2 separate regions of the Homo sapiens genome follow, and region 2 is linked to region 1. A link is a loop called in an ENCODE intact Hi-C map of the cell type or tissue named here. Cell type or tissue: Caco-2. All regions are shown on one strand. Links, peaks and the distances in the headings refer to the core of each region. The heading gives the core; the rest is flanking DNA.

Region 1 (4,409 bases), core at 206-4,205:
AACAGGGCAACAACCTCTTTAAGGAAAACAAGCTACTTGCATCAAAATGAGAATACTTTCTACTCTTCTGGAAAAATATCTAGATGGCAACATTCTATGTACAATAGGTAATTTATTTGTGGTTTTATTTCAAAAACTTAGAATATTTGTTTGAAATATATAATTCTCATCATTGGTAGTTTGGCACATAAAACTCTTCTAAAAATATAGGTTAGACATATACAATGAAGACTGAGGAAGGACAGGATTTTAGTGAAAAGTTGCAATAATTTATAAATTGTGCTAATACAATTAAACGGAGTATAAATCTTCAGAAATTTTAACTTGATTTTCAAAACACTGGAAGTTTAATCAAGAATCACGAGTACTTCTTGCCCTATGTGCACTCCATCTCTGTTTTGCCAAAATCCACATAATCAAAATTTTTTATGATTTTCCTTAAGACTATTTTATCGAGATCAAAAACTAAGTAAGTACACTTGAGCTTCAAGTCTAAAACACAAAACTTGTGCGCTGCATCATTTTACCTTGACTCAGCCAATCAGAATCCAATGTTGCCTGGGAAACCCTCTCACGCTTATTACAATAACAATTCTGTTGCTTGATTTTTAAAGCAATAAATACATACTCAGAAATTATTTATATATATATGTATGTGTATATATATATTTTTTTGTTTTGAGACGGAGTCTCGCTCTGTTGTTCAGGCTGCAGTGCAGTGGTGCAATCTTGACTCACTGCAACCTTCGCCTCCTGGGTTCAAGTGATTCTCCTGCCTCAGCCTCCTGAGTATCTGAGATTATAGGTGCGTGCCACCACGCCCAGCTAATTTTTCTATTTTTAGTAGAGATAGGGTTTCACCAGTGCAAAAACTTATCATCCTGGTTTCTTTTCCCTGATCAGTATGAGAAGGCACAAAGGAATAAAGAGAACTGCTTCACTTTCATACTGTTCTCATATTCATTTCTTATGTGCCAAGAACTTTGGTAATATAAAGAAAGACAAAGAGGAAAAAACATATCCTCTGCTTTTTCTGTATATCCTGCACACCATACATTTCATTACACACCAATGTGTTTGTCAGATTCAACTGCATTGTTATTTTTTATCTTCCTTGGTATACGCAAGAAAAATGGAAACAAAACTTAATGGAAAACAGAAAACTGTAATAAATGACAAAAGCAGATACTACGTTGGCTACATTCTCTGACTACACCATGATATAACCATAAATTCGTAAAATTAACTTTGGAAAAAACAACCACTTGAAAAAGGTTAAATATTAAGTCTCTCCTAAATAACTTCTAAGTCAAAAAGCAAGCAACAAATACAGACTATTTAGAAAATAATGTAAAGAGGAGTAACTAGGTGTATTAGTCCGTTCTCACACTGCTGTAAATATACTACCCGAGACTGAGTAATTTATAAGGAAAGGAGGTTTAATTGACTCACAGTTCTGCATGGCTGGGAAGGCCTCAGGAAACTACAAGCATGGCTGAAGGAGGAGAAGCAAGCACCTTCCTCACAGGGCAGCAGGACCTAGAGAAAGAGCAAGGACGAGGGGAACTGCCAGATGCTTTTAAACCGTCAGATCTCGTGAGAACTCACTCACCATCACGAGAACTGCATGAGGGAAATCCACCCCCATGATCCAATCACCTCCTACCAGTCCCTGCCTCAACAGTTGGGATTACAATTCAAGGTGAGATTTAGGTGGACACAGCCAAACCATGTAACTGCATAGCAAAATCTCTGTCGTTTAAATATAAATCTTAATGACTTTGCTGTTTTTTAAAAAATTAAAGTATACAAAGCAAATGTGTAACAAAAAAGAAAAAAACAACAACAATGACCTAAAAAGACAGGAAGAAATAATACATATAAAAGGAAAAATAATAAGAAAAGAAACCACTCCTAGGAGACTTGTGCCATGGATACTATGGCCCCTCACCCAGTCCCCCTTCAGGTTCAAGGCTGTTGCTGGGAGTAATTATTGGCTGTTGATGGCTCACAGCTGAATCCATTTTCTGGAATTGACCTTGGTTAAAGGAAGTTGCCTCAATACATTTATGTCTCTTCTTCAAGGGTAGCCCACAATCCAATGACTGAATTCAATGCAGCGATTCAAAGACCCAGCCCTGGTGCCTTGGATTGGTACATCTCTGAATGCTCTTTCAGCCTCAATGCTCCCCCTGGAGCCAGCTGAGGCTACTGATGCAGCTGCATTTCAGTTTGGCTTTTTCCTCTGCTCAGTACTATTTTCTCCCTGGCTTCCTCAAAGGAGTTGTTTCTGAGAGCACTCTTCAATAAACTGTACATGCAAATCTCAGAGTCTCCGGGCATCTGACCTGCAGCAGCTAGTGCTGGAAGTGATCCTAGGAAAGTGGCTTTAAAATGAGACCGCAGGCACAGCCAGATCACCCACTGGCAGGCAGGTACTGAAGACCCATCACTGGGGATAGATGGAGCATGGATACCTCTGGCATGAGACAGTGGTGCAAGTATTAAAACATTCCCGGTGTGAGCTGGCGTTGGATACCAGTAAAAGGGAATGCACTGGCAGGTGCAGTATCAGGATTTTGAGAGCTAGAGAAAGTGGTAATTACAAGGATTAGGGAATTGGCTGCTGCTGACAACAGTGGATGCCCTAGAGGAAGACAACAAAAGGCTGAGGTTAATTAATCACCAATTAAAGGCAAGCAGCAAAGTCAGACAGCCTCTTCCACACCATATAAAGAGATTCTCATCTTCTATGAGCCAACACCAAAAGAGGCTAAGAATCAAGCCCGAGCCTCAACAATAAGAGTAACAGAGCTTCGGAAGAGGTTGAATGAGGAGAGGGCCTTGTTGGGAAGAAGTTGACCTTAAGGCATGGCATGGTGGCATCCTGAATTCCCACATTCTCCCAGACTCTGGGCCTATAGAAGTGGCCCACTTCATCCTGTTAAAGACCAGCACTGCTCGCTCACTTGAAGATGATGCAGTCATCTGCCTTGCAAGGCCACAGGCATTCCTTTCAGATCCACTTCTACCTCCTGTTTGAGCCATCAGATAAATGAGTAGGGTTGAGTCATAACATGAGCCAGCCTGCTGAAAGAGGGAAGAGTTGATGCTCTCAAAAGGAGATGTAGGACTGAGCTGACATATACCATCACAAACCAAGACAGGATATTTGGTGTTGGATCAAAGTGAGTAGAAGATAAGGCTGGATAAAGGAGGGTCAATCAAGACAGAGCATTGTCCTGTGAAACAGGATTTAACCCTGACAAGCAACCTAGGAGTTGGTGACAACACACTACAAGATCTTAGAAGCTTGTAGAAAACATGGCCACATTATGTGAGAGAAAGTGCTGGAACTTCCATGGCAGACAGGAAAATAAAGGATCAAAAGGTTAGGAAAATGTTCTAGAGTGAATATACCCTGTTGAGTGCCAGAAAACCCACTCACCAATGACAGACTGTGGGAGGGGCCAGAGGACACTGTTTAATAAAGCAATAAAGTCATCGGGATGAGGGGCACCAGCATCTCTGTGAAGGTCAGTGTGGCTGTCCCCTGTGGCCTTGGGCTGATATTGGTGATACTAGTACAGAACTGGGCTCCCTGATAACAATGGGGATGATAGTGTCCTGCAGTGATAAGGGCAGATTGTGGGCTATTATTCTAATGGCTGGCAAGTTTGGATTGAAAGAGGGAGAGGTGTCTGACTCACAGAGATGTGAAGCTGGTTAATGGAACATAGCATCTGTAGGGACATCTTGGATGAGCAGCCAATAAGCATATTACTCAAATTATACAATCAGGATAAATCGAGGCCAAGAGGGGTGGCTCGCACCTGTAATCCCAACACTTTGGGAGGCCGAGGCAGGAGGATTGTTTCAAGATCAGCCCAGGAAATGTAGTAAGACCCCCCGCATCCCTATAGAAAATTTAAAAATTATCCAGGCATGGTGGCATGCATCTGTACTCCAAGCTACTTGGGAGGCTGAGGTAGGAAGATCACTTGAGCCCAGGAGTTTGAGACTGCCACGAGCCATGACGATGCACGCCACTGAACTTCAGCCTGGCAAAGAAAAGAAAAGAAAAGAAATCAACCACGGATCTTCAGGAGATTGAGACCAATCAACCCAATAAAAATGACCATATTCTGCCTCATTTCTGGATCCGAGCCACTACTCCGGCTAGGAACTCGTTAACTGAAGGATAGACCAGGTCCCAGGAAGAATTCTATCACCCACAGCAAGTACATATGATAGATTCCCCCAGTCCTTTTTCCAAAGGGACATATAGCCATTTGTGTGGGTGAACTGGGGGAATAGGAATTCCTGACTTTTCAAGGGTTTGAATTCACATTGATACTAAAGGATCCAAAGCGTCATCACATCCCCATTTGCCATAGTTAGAGTGGGCA
Region 2 (4,409 bases), core at 244-4,243, 230 kb before region 1:
AAAGAGCCAACAGATTGGCACACAAATAGAAATGCACCTAGCAATCTCTATTCTAAATCATTTAATTAAAGATACTATAATAATCAAAATAGATGACAGGAAAGAATATAGTGAATATTTCATAGCTAGCAATATATAAGATGTATGAGTTTCAGAATAGGGAGAATGGGCACCCTGAAAGCTAAAACTACAAAATAGGAACTCCAGTGATTTCCTGGTCAAAATATCACTAACGACCTAATATACTGTTAATAAATAACACTTAAAGAATTATAAAATATAATAGATGAGCTAGCAAAAGTAAATGACCAACTTTAATTAAAGTGATTACCTGAAACCACCCTTAGCAGACAAGCCTATGCATGGAAGTTCAGACAACCAATGTTCCTAGAACAGCATGAACTTTATACCAATAGCCTTTACAGAACAAAGCATGGTCAAAATGTATACTATAGATAAGTAACTAGGAATATGATAGCTAGCACAATTGGAACAACCTAAAAACAAAACAACAAAAGCTACACTGGGTTTAAAAAAATACGAAAACTACAAACTATGTCCCTAACAAAATGGAAACAATAGTCAGTGAAAAACAATAATCAGTGATTTTATCCAAAAACATTTAGCTATATCTACACAATACAGAAATGTTAATTCCCTAAGGCTATCCAATGTATGCTATCCAATAAGCATTAGGCATATTTAAGCACTTAAAATGTGCCAGTACAAATGAGAAACCAAAATTTTAATTAATTTATATTTAAATTGAAAAACTGATATTCTACTGAGTTACTGGAAAGTTTTGCTTATAACGATTTGGGTACGTGAATGTACCTGTTAGCTATATGCCTTATGAAATCTCAATACAGATCAAGTATTTTCAATCAAAATTTGGCTTCCAAATTAAGGTGTGCTAGAAGTATAAATGTAAAACATACACGGATTTTGCTGACTTAGTACAAAAAATTAAAATGTGAAATACTTCATTAATAATTTTTGGCTGGACATGGTGGCTCACGCCTGTAATCCCAGCACTCTGGGAGGCCAAGGTTGGCGGATCGCCTGACATCAGGAGTTCGAGACCAGCCTGACCAATATGGTGAAACCCCGTCTCTACTAAAAATGCAAAAATTAGCTGGGTGTGGTGGCATGTGCCCGTAGTCCCAGTTACTTGGGAGGCTGAGACAGGAGAATTGCTTGAATCCGGGAGGCGGAGGTTGCAGTGATCTGAGATCGTGCCATCGCACACCAGCCTGGGCGACAGAACGAGACTCTGTCTCAAAAAATAATAGTAATTTTTGAAAATGTGACTCCATGTTGGAATAATATTTTAGTATATTGGGTTAAATAAAATACATTATCAAAATTAATTTCAGGCTGGGCATGGTGGTGCACTCCTGTAATCCTAGCTACTAGGGAGGCTGAGGCAGGAGAATCGCTTGAACCCAGGAGAACGAGGTTGCAGTGAGCAGAGATTGTGCCACTGCACTCCAGCCTGAGCAACAGAGCAAGACTCCATTTCAAAAAAAAAAAAATTAAGTTCATCTGTTTTTTACATTCTTAAATGTGACTTTTAGAAAATTTAACATCACCTCTGTGTTTTGTATCACATATCTATTGCACAGTGCTGCTCTAAGGGATCAATGGCTTGAAAAAGTGTGTCAGCTGTCAAAAATCTGAAATATCTGTCAGTCATGATTTATATGTAAAATATTATCTTATCCCTTAGTGTCACAAAATATTTCTTTAGGCTACCCAGAATTTGAATATTTATACATTTCAAAGTCATCTGTATCCTCTTCATACAGTGGATCGTTACAGATCATTAAAGTATTACTCTGGAGTTATTGTAAACTTTGGTAACATTTAATGGCCATTCTGACATCCAGGCTAAGTAATCAAGTAAAGAATGCTAATTAATCAAAGACTTATTGATTTCGTCTCTATCTAAATTCCCTCGGCCATACTTTAACAATACTTTTGTTTCTACGAGAGCTAAACAAGGATCTTTAGTATAGGAAACATTTTGATAAGAATCATTTTATAAAACAATTTTATGTTTACATATATACTTTTATATTTACCATATATATATACTTTACAAGCTGAACATTTTATACTCATAAATTTATATACTCAGCCTATACACTCATAAATTTATAAATATATTTACTATACACACATAAGTATATAAATGCATACGCACACACACCTGCACCCTCTCGCTCATAAATTTTCCCCTGGAAGAAAAGCATCAGAACTGCATGCCTTAGCAGTGCTTTCCCAACCTCTTTCATACCATGGCACGTTACAGAAAATTGTATTTGTAAGACACACTGGAGGAAACTGTTAAGGCTGCTCAAGGCAGGGCATCACTATCTCAGCATGCTTGCAGCACACCAATTGGGAAGCTCGGTCTTAAAAGGCCCTGCAAAATACTGCAAGAACTCTCTGACTCGTATTTTGTTTTCGTCTGTCTCATATTTTATTCTTACTTATGCCTACAGTTGTGAAAATACAACCCCTCAACATTTTTAATAGCAATATCCAAAGAAGGCCACAAGATGGAGATATTACTCCATTTTCATTTATATTTGTATTTATGCATTTTTTCTGTATACGTTTCTATGTGTATCCTGCTTTCTTCCTCAGTGGTATTCTCAGCTACTACCTCTATCTCTAACATTATTCTAATTCCTCTGCCACTCGGTTTTAACTTGCTTTATTATAGAAATATATAATGAATACTATCATGATCTTTGTTTTTAATATTAAAAGCAGGCAGATAATTGAAATATTTTCTTCTAGCTCTATATTTTCCCACTTCTCTAAAATTAAGATCACTTTTTTTTTACCCATTTTTATCCTGCGGGCAAACTTTTTTTAAAAAAATTGCTACCCACGAAGTAATAAGTAGTCCAAGAGTCATTTGCTCTAATACTTTCTACTACCTTGTAAAGCTACAGATTTATTACTTTGTGTCAATATCACTCAAAACTTCTCTGGGACTTTTCTTTGAGAACAGTCCTCAAGGCAGTCTATCAGCATTACATGAAATGTATATTCAGATCTTTTTATCAATACAAAGTATTTATCCGAGCTTGCTAACCTAATTTAGTCACCAAATTTAGCTCCAAATGACTGTTAGCTATAGCCAAAAATCAAACCCAACTTTAAGATTTACTACTAATGAGGCTAATGTGAAGAATATGCAGCAAGCTTTGAAGGCAATTCAAAACAAGAAGCTTCAGTGATGTTTTAAGAGACAGCAGCATGTTGAAAAACTGTGAAGCTTTCCACAATAAACACTTGCAAAATCAATCTAATTTACTTTAAGTTAAATCTTATATACTTCCAAACGTGTGATATAAAAAGTCACTCATTGATTGTGTAAAACTACTATAGAACTGCACAACATGGCTGTCATTTGAACTTTATCAAATGTCTAAACTAAAATGCTTTAAACATAAGAAGTTGGCCAGGCGCGGTGGCTCACACCTGTAATCCCAGCACTTTGGGAGGCCGAGACAGGTGGATCACGAGGTCAGGAGATCAAGACCATTCTGGCTAACACGGTGAAACCCCGTCTCCACTAAAAATACAAAAAAAAATTAGACAGGCATGGTGGCGGGCGCCTGTAGTCCCAGCTACTGGGGAGGCTGAGGCAGGAGAATGGCATGAATCCGGGAGGCAGAGCTTGCAGTAAGCCGAGATCGCGCCACTGCACTCCAGCCTGGGTGACAAAGCGAGACTCTGTCTCAAAACAAACAAACAAAAAAACACACAAGAAGTCTATTTCCTACTACATATAAAAGATCCATAAAGAAATATTGTATGATATAATTAAAACACAATTTCCAGACTTCCTACTTTATATATATTTATATTATATATACTTATATATTAATATATTATATATATTTATACATGTTAACTTCCGCAAATCAAACTTAATCACCAACTATCAATACAAAGCACCACTTTAAGTCAGAAAAGAACCTAAATAGTAATCTTATCTGTTAACGAAAAGTGTGGTAATTGAAAATAACTGCCAATAAGATTTGCAATTAAAAAAAATTTTCTAAAAGTCAGAGGTTTCTTTTTAAAGTATAAATTCAGTTGGTCATGGAATAGATTCCTTAACCTGACCTGTTTTAATGGTATAAATAAAGTCCTTAAGTATTGACTAGAAATAAGAAGTTTCTACCTTCCTCATGTGTACGGACCCTAAGATTTCTTCATGGTCTATTCATACTTTCCCAGTAAATGGCAACAATGATCTTTTTCTTTCTGGTCATAACTCATTTTGACTACTGCTCACTATACAGGCCACAGTTGAGTTTCATGTAACAGTTTAAAATTCTATTTCCTTCTATAACCAGGAGTTGTATGTATTCCAGAATGTGTTT

What was found. A loop is a pair of places that touch in the nucleus more often than their neighbours do. Peaks named below come from ENCODE experiments on the same cell type or tissue, not always from the same donor. Only the 100,000 strongest peaks of a DNase experiment are listed, where the experiment ranks them.
Region 2: a loop joins it to region 1, with 14 times the contacts of the local background. A loop is called at or near these places in 50 of 110 quality-filtered maps.

The regions. Positions count from the first base shown.
Region 1 is chr10:22,216,464-22,220,872 of GRCh38, forward strand. It overlaps EBLN1 (endogenous Bornavirus like nucleoprotein 1), which reads right to left and starts at 1,552. Exons shown (of 3, transcript NM_001394757.1): 1 at 1,453-1,552. In Caco-2, for the core only: a CTCF peak has its summit at 2,168; no DNase peak of the experiment used is centred there.
Region 2 is chr10:21,991,031-21,995,439 of GRCh38, forward strand. All of the region lies in intron 1 of DNAJC1 (DnaJ heat shock protein family (Hsp40) member C1), which reads right to left. Among named protein-coding and RNA genes, the nearest start is that of DNAJC1, 10 kb to the right of the region's middle. In Caco-2, for the core only: a CTCF peak has its summit at 2,557 (motif pointing right); no DNase peak of the experiment used is centred there.